Regions from separate parts of the Homo sapiens genome. Here region 2 is linked to region 1. A link is an interaction called in ENCODE POLR2A ChIA-PET data of the cell type or tissue named here. Cell type or tissue: Panc1. All regions are shown on one strand. Region 1 overlaps LOC107986742 (a long non-coding RNA gene). Region 2 overlaps CLIP2 (CAP-Gly domain containing linker protein 2).

Region 1 (4,000 bases):
TCACTGGGCTGGTGCCCTGGGCAGGGAGGAACACCAGCATGTGGCCTCAGACCTCAGAGTCCTTTCTGCTCGCTCATTGACCTGTTTGCAACTCTGGACTCACAGCCGACGTTGCAAACTGAGGTTCCTGGAGTAATTCTAACCCTTTGGGAATCGCCCCACCCCCAGACTGTGAGCACACCAAGGGCATGATCCATCTGTCCAGGCCACCCTTGTGTGCCACTGGATGCATGAAGGAATGTTGACATCAGCCTAAGGTCCTGCGTCAGCTCCCAGTAGCCTGATGTCAGGACCTCAAATGCAGGCTGAGAAGAGAACATAGGAGATGGGCCTTTTATAAGGCCAACCAGAAGGTCAGAAGACTTGGGCTCCAGCCGGATGCGGCGACTCACACCTGTAATCCCAGTACTTTGGGAGGTCGAGGTGAGAGGATCACTCGAGGCCTGGAGTTTGAGACCAGCCTAGGCAACACAGTGAGACCCCATCTCTAAAAAAATTAAAAAATTAGCTGAGTGTGATGGTGCATGCCTGCAGTACCCGCTATTCAGGAGGGTGAGGTGGGAGGATTGCTTGAGCCCAGGAGGTCAAGGCTGCAATGAGCTATGATCACACTCCAGACTGGGCAACAGAGAGAGACCTTGTCTCAGAAAAAAAAAAAAAAAAGAGAGAGAGAGAGGAGGAGGAGGCTGGGTGCAGTGGCTCACACCTGTAATCTAAACACTTTGTTTGTTTGTTTGTTTGAGAGGGAGTCTCACTCTGTCGCCCAGGCTGGAGTTCAGTGGCGCGATCTCAGCTCACTGCAACCTCTGCCTCCCAGGTCAAGCGATTCTCCTGCCTCAGCCTCCCGAGTAGCTGGGATTATGGGCACATGCCACCACGCCCAGCTAATTTTTGTATTTGCAGTAGAGACAGGGTTTCACCATGTTGGCCAGCATGGTCTTAAACTGCTGACCTCAGGTGATCTGCCCACCTTGGCCTCCCAAAGTGCTGAGATTACAGGCGTGAGCTACTGCACCTGGCTTTGTAATCCCAACACTTTGAGAGGCCAAGGTGGGAGCACTGCTTGAGGCCAGGAGCTTGAAACCAGCCTGGGCAACATAATGAGACCCCGTTTCTACAAAAATAAACAAATTAGCCGGGCATGGTAGTGCATGCTTGTAGTCCCAGCCACTCAGCAGGCTGAGGCTGGAGGATTGGTTGAGCCCAGGAGTTCAAGGCTGCAGTGAACCATGATTGGGTCACTGCAACAGAGGGAGACCCAGAAAGAAAGAAAGAAAGAGAGAAAGAGAGAAAGGGGGGGGGAGGGGGAGGGGAGAGGAGGGGAGGGGAGGAAACACCAGGAATTTGCATGCACAGAGGAAGGCAATATGAGGACAGAGCAAGAAGGCAGCTGCCTGCAAGCCAAGGAGAGAGGCCTCAGGAGCAACCAACCTCACCAACACCTTGACCTTAGACTTCCAGCCTCCAGAACTGTGAGAAAATAACTTTGTGTTGTTTGAGCCACTCAGCCTGTGGTATTTTACTATGGCAGCTCAAGCTGACTCATGCACCAGGAATTTCCACGGGACTGTGTCACACTTGCAAACGTCATCTGTGACTATCCGGGTGGGAGGACAGCAGATCTGGGGACTGGGCTCTGCAGCCTTCCCAAATGCAGCTTCCTGTGATTCCATTCTTCCACTTTGGCAGTCGAATGAGTCAGTGGAAGATTTGCAAACACGGAGCTAAAGGAAGATCTGGAAAGGAGGAGATGCACCGGGGAGTGTGAAGGGCATTTGGAGCCCAAGCCCGTCCTTTCCCAGGCCCCTGGAGCCCACCCAGCTAACCACAAGCACCACTGAAATCCACCAGAGCAATAGGAAAATTAGCTGGGTGCAGTGGCTCATGCTGTAAAACCCAGCTACCTGGGACGCTGAGGCACGAGAATCACTTGAACCCAGAAGGTGGAGGTTGCAGTGAGTGGAGATCACACCACTGCACTCCAGCCTAGGCAACAGAGTAAGACCCTGTCTAAAAAAAAAAAAAAAAAAAAATGGGCGCGGTGGCTCAAGCCTGTAATCCCAGCACTTTGGGAGGCCAAGGGGGGTGGATCACCTGAGGTCAGGAGTTCAAGACCAGCCTGGCCAACACGGTGAAACCCCGTCTCTACTAAAAATACAAAAATTAGCTGGGCGTGGTGGCAGGCACCTGTAATCCCAGCTACTCCCGGAGGCTGAGGCAGGAGACTTGCTTGAACATGGGAGGTGGAGGTTGCAGTAAGCCGAGATTGCACCATTGCACTCCAGCCTGGGGTATAAGAGTGACACTTCGTCTCAAAAAAAAAGAAAGAAAGAAAAGAAATCAACCAGGGTCCCAGGGTGAAAATGAATTCAGCCAAACAAAATTCTTTTATTTCTTTTTTTTGTTAGAGATGAGGGTCTTGCTTTGTTGCCCAGGCTGGAGTGCAGTGGTACGATCATAGCTCACTGCAGCCTGGAACTTCTGGGCTCAAGTGATCCTCCCACCTCAGCCTCCCAGATAAGCGGGAGGGACTACAGGCAAGGACCACCATGCCTGGCTAATTTTTTAAATTTTTCTGTAGAGACGAAGTCTTGCTATGTTGCCCAGGCTGATCTTGAACTCCTGAGCTCAAATGATGCTCCCACGTCAGTCTCCCAAAGCGTTGAAATTACAGGCATGAGCCACTGCACCCCGCCAGATGTTTTGTTGTTGTTGTTGTTTTGTTTTGTTTTGTTTGAGATGGAGTTTTGCTCTTGTCGCCCAGGCTGGAGTGCAATGGTGCAATCTCAGCTCACGGCAATCTCTGCCTCCCGGGGATTCTCCTGCCTCAGCCTTCTGAGTAGTTGGAATTACAGGTATGTGCCACCAGGCTCGGCTAATTTTCTGTATTTTTAGTAGAGACGGGGTTTCACCATGCTGGTCAGGCTGGTCTCGATCACCTCAGGTGATCCACCCACCTTGGCCTCCCAAAGTGCTGGGATTACAGGCATGAGCCACCGTGCCTGGCCTCGCCAGATGTTTACTTCTTTTCAGTGGCTTGGTTTGGGCTACAGTTTTTTGTTTTTTTTTTTTAAGATAGAGTCTCACTCTGTTGCCCAAGCTGGAGTGCAGAGACATGATCTTGGCTCATTGCAACCTCTGCCTCCTGGGTTCAAGCGACTCTCTTGCCTCAGCCTCCCGAGTAGCTGGGATTGCAGGTGCTCACCACCACGCCTGGCTATTTTTTTTTTTTTTTGTATTTGTAGTAGAGACAGGGTTTCACTATGTTGGCCAGGCTGATCTCGAACTCCTGACCTCAGGTGATCTGCCCGCCTCAGCTACAGTCTTAAGCGAGGAGCTGGGTCATTCTGCTATGGGGCAAAGTGGGGTGCAATATCTTCCTTTGTGACTCAGTTTCCGATATGTTAAGTCTATACACCCGTACATTTATTGAATGTAGATTCTCATTTGAATTCCTCTGGGGACAGTCCTTGAGTGAAAACACAAACCCATTCACTCTGGGAATTCCTGCTCCCTGAGCACAGGTGCAGGCTGCAAAGACACAGTCACCTGTGAAACATGCGGATGCCCCCAGGCCTGGGGTCAGAGGCCCTGGAGGAAGTCAGGGGGGCTGCCACAAATCAAGCAGTTTTTCCTTGCCAAAGGACCCCCAACAGCCCAGCCTGGCCAACATGGCATAGCCCCATCTCTACCAAAAATACAAAAATTAGCCAGGCATGTTGGCGCACATCTGTAATCCCACCTACTTGGGAGGGTGAGGCAGGAGAATGGCTTTGAGGTTTGGAGGTGGAGGCTGCAGCAAGCCAAGATCGTGCCACTGCACTCCAGCCTTGGTGACAGGGGGTCTGTCTTAAAAAAAGAAAAAAGGCTGGGCGCGGTGGCTCACGCCTGTAATCCCAGCACTTTGGGAGGCCGACGTGGGCGGATCATGAGGTCAAGAGATGGAGACCATCCTGGCTAACACGGTGACACCCTGTCTCTCCTAAAAATACAAAAAAAA
Region 2 (4,000 bases), 55 kb before region 1:
GATGAGAAAACTGAGGCTCAGAGATATCAGGTGCTTCACCTGAGCTCCCAGACAATAGGCAGCAGGACTGATTTGGTTTGGCTGTGTCCCCACCCAAATCTCATCTTGAATTGTAGCTCCCATAATTTCCACGTTTTGGGAGGTACCCAGTGGGAGCTTAATGAATCACAGGGGTGGTTTCCCCCATACTGTTGTGGTGGTAGTGAATAAGTCTCACGAGATCTGAAGATTTTATAAGAGGTTTCCCCTTCTGCTTGGCTCTCATTCTCTCTTGTCTGCCGCCATGTAAGACGTGCCTTTTGCCTTCTACCATGATTGTGAGGCCTCCCCAGCCACATGGAACTGTGAGTCCATTAAACTTCTTTTCCTTTATAAATTACCCAGTCTCATGCTGAGCATGGTGGCTCACGCCTATAATCCCAGCACTTTGCGGGGCCAAGGTGGGCGGATCACTTGAGGTCAGGAGTTCGAGACCAGCCTGGCCAACATGGGGAAACCCCATCTCTACTGAAAATACAAAAATTAGCCAGGCGTGGTGGCATATGCCTGTAGTCCCAGCTACTTGGGAGGCTGAGGCAGGAGAATTGCTTGAACCCAGGAGGCGGAGGTTGCAGTGAGCCAAGATGGCACCATTGCACTCCAGCCTAGGTGACAGAGCAAGACTCTATCTGAAAGAAAAGAAAAGAATAGAAAAGAAAAAAGAGAAAAGAAGAGAGGCCAGGCGCAGTGGCTTACGCCTGTAATCCCAGCACTTTGGGAGGCCGAGGCGGGCGGATCACGAGGTCAGGAGATTGAGACCAACCTGGCTAACATGGTGAAACCCTGTCTCTACTAAAAATATAAAAAATTAGTCAGGCGTGGTGGTGGGCGCCTGTAGTCGCAGCTACTCAGGAGGCTGAGGCAGGAGAATGGCATGAACCCGGAAGTCGGAGGTTGCAGTGAGCCGAGATCGCGTCACTGCACTCTAGCCTGGGCGACAGAGTGAGACTCCATCAAAAAAAAAAAGAAAAGAAAGAAAGAAAAGAAAGAAAGGAAGGAAGGAAGAAAAAAAGAAAGAAAAAAAGAGAAAGGAAGGAAGCAAGGAAGGAAGGAAGGAAGGAAGGAAGGAAGGAAAATAAGCCAGGCACAGTGGCTCACACCTGTAATCCCAGCACTTTGGGAAGTTGAGGCAAGTGGATCACTTGAGCCCAGGAGTTCAAGAACAGCCTGCACAACATAGCAAGACCCCCATCTCTTATAAATAAATAAATAAATGAATAAATAAGCCAGGTGCAGTTATGCAGCCTGTAATCCCAGCTACTCGGGAAGCTGAAACAGGAGGATGACTTGAGCCCAGGAGGTCAAGACCAGTGTGGGCAACATAGCAAGACCCTGTCTCTACAAAAAATAAATATAACAAAATAAAATAATTAAGATAGCAGCTGCATTTATGAAGTGCCAACTGCATGCTCCTCAATGGACAGGGCACTTTTTTTTTTTTTTTTTTGAGATGGAGTCTCGCTCTGTTACCCAGGCTGGAGTACACTTGTGCAATCTCGGCTCACTCCAACCTCCACCTCCTGAGTTCAAGTGATTCTCCTGCCTCAGCCTCCCGAGTAGCTGGGATTACAGGCATGCACCACCACGCTGGGCTATTCATTATAAGAATACATCATATTTTTACCTTGCAGATTTGGAAACAGAGGGTAAGGTCACTCAGGCCGAGTAGGACACCCAGCTAGTCTGGCTTCAGAACCCTCCCTCTTTTGTTTTTTTGAGACAGAGTCTCACTCTGTTGCCCAGGCTGGAGTCCCCAGGCTGGAGTGCAATGGTGCAATCTCTGCTCACTGCAATCTTCGCCTCCCAGGTTTAAGCAATTCTCATGCCTCGGCCTCCAGTGTAGCCAGGATTATAGGTGCGTGCCAGCACACCAGGCTATTTTTTTTTTTTTTTTGTATTTTATTAGAGACGGGGTTTTGCCATGTGGTAAGGCTGGTCTCAAACTTCTGGCCTCAAGTGACCCTCCTGCCTTGGCCTCCCAAAGTGCTGGGATTATAGGTGCAAGCTACCACGCCCAGCCAGAACCCTCCCTCTTGACCACACGCACAGTGGGTGCCTGGCAGGTGCCAGCTCCTACCCCATATCCATTTCTAGGGCACTTTCCTATGCAGAGAGAGCTCTGTGACCTCTGCTAACTGAACAGAACCACTGTAGCCCAGCTAAGGTCTGTTTCTACCTGCCCTCTGTGCTTAGAGCCCAGAGAAGGGTCCCCAGGTCGAAGGTGACCCAGCATGGCTATTCTTGGTGAGAAGCTGCCTGCTCAGCTGTCCTTGTCCCCAGCTGTCCGGGCCCAGGCGGACCCTCAGGTAATCTCTCCCCGACTCCCTCCCCTCCCAGGGGTCACAGGCCCAGGGACCAGTTGTTTCAACAGCTGCAAAAATCCAAGCCACGAGCCCATGGCAACTGCACGTGATACTTCGCTTCATTCTTCCTCTGAGTAGTGGGACTCTCGGCTGCCCCCGCATCACAGGGACAAAACGCTCATCAAATTCCATGCACGCTGAGACATTTTCAGCTTCCTGCAGTTGAGAAACCATGGGAAATTCCCTATCCCTCCAGGGAGTCATCAGTGACATACTGGCTTGGCCAGGGCGAGCCAAGTCTGGCCTTCCCAGATGTGTGCCTCAGTTTCTCCATGACATAACAAAGGACTAGGTCAGAAATAGCTAAGGTCCTTTCCAGCGCTGACATTCTCCATGTCCTACGTCTCCTCCCAGGGGAGCCAATGTATATACGATGGAGTTTTTGAAACCTGGTTAACAGGAGCTTCCTCGGTCCATATCCTCGCAGGCCAAAGGCAAGCTGTTTGGGAGCTCCCTGTGGGCACAGCCTGGGCCTCACTGCCCTCTGAGTTCCCCAGCAAACCCCCGCGAAGGCAAAGAGCCACTAGTGACTTCCAGCTGGGCCCAGCAACACAGACTTAAACCTCACATGAGGCTGGGCACCATGGCTCATGCCTGTAATCCCAGCACTTTGGGAGGCTGAGACAGGAGGATTGCTTGAGGCCAGGAGTTTGAGACCAGCCTGGGTAACACAGTGAGACCCTGTCTCTACAAAAAAATACAAAAATTAGCCAGCCATGGTGGCTCGCTCCTGTAGTCCCAGCTACTCGGGAGGCTGAGGCAGGAGGATTGCTTGAGCCCAGGGAGTGGAGGCTGCAGTGAGCCATGATCTCATCACTGCACTCCAGCCTGGGCGACAGAGCGAGACCTCATCTCCAAAAGAATTAAAATAGGCTGGGCAAGGTGGCTCATGCCTGTAATCCCAGCACTTTGGGAGGCCGAGGTGGGTGGATCACCTGAGGTCAGGAGTTTGAGACCAGCCTGGCCAACATGGTGAAACCCCATCTCTACTAAAAATACCATAATTAGCTGGGCGTGGTGGCAGGTGCCTGTGATCCAAGCTACTTGGGAGGCTGAGGCAGGAGAATCGCTTAAGCCCAGGAGACGGAGGTTTCAGTGAGCTGAAATCGCATCACTGCATTCCAGCCTGGGCGACAGAGCAAGACTCTGTCTCAAAAAAAAATTAAAATAAACCTCCTACATGCAGTTGATTTATTCCCCAGACAGTGATTCCCACCCAGACAAGAGCCACAAAGGAATTTACTGCAAGTTTCAAGTTCAAAGCATGACAAGGGCCTAAGGACACGGTGCAGGGTGGCTGCAGCTGGTGGCGTGGTCCTGCAGCCGGTGGGGATAAAAAGGGCGCCCAGATGACGCATTCTCCCCTCCGCCTGCGAGGACGCGGGTCCTGCCCTGCCTGTGGAGGTGGGGACTGGCTTTTCCTGCTCAATCTCATCAGGAGGGACCCCAATTCCTGAGGACCTACTAGGTGCCAGACTCTGTGTCAGACACTGGACAAGAGGCATGGCCAAACGGGGCCCGGCAAGGGGGTGGAGTGGGGATGCCAGCAACTACAATTCAGCTTGCCACGCCATGTGCGTAACTGAGGAAGGAACCCA

The links. Peaks named below come from ENCODE experiments on the same cell type or tissue, not always from the same donor. Only the 100,000 strongest peaks of a DNase experiment are listed, where the experiment ranks them.
Region 2: POLR2A ChIA-PET joins it to region 1 with 7 read pairs; 8 of 35 experiments call an interaction of 5 or more read pairs at or near these places.

What each region holds. Positions count from the first base shown.
Region 1 is chr7:74,277,373-74,281,372 of GRCh38, reverse strand. LOC107986742 (a long non-coding RNA gene) reads left to right here. Exons shown (of 2, transcript XR_001745024.2): 2 at 1-518. Among named protein-coding and RNA genes, the nearest start is that of CLIP2, 10 kb to the left of the region's middle. RefSeq lists an enhancer at 1,857-2,487. In Panc1, no CTCF peak of the experiment used is centred here; a DNase peak (open chromatin) is centred at 1,582; H3K4me3 peaks cover 653 bases; H3K27ac peaks cover 3,594 bases.
Region 2 is chr7:74,332,757-74,336,756 of GRCh38, reverse strand. The region is part of intron 2 of CLIP2 (CAP-Gly domain containing linker protein 2); the gene reads right to left. Among named protein-coding and RNA genes, the nearest start is that of CLIP2, 45 kb to the right of the region's middle. In Panc1, no CTCF peak of the experiment used is centred here; no DNase peak of the experiment used is centred here.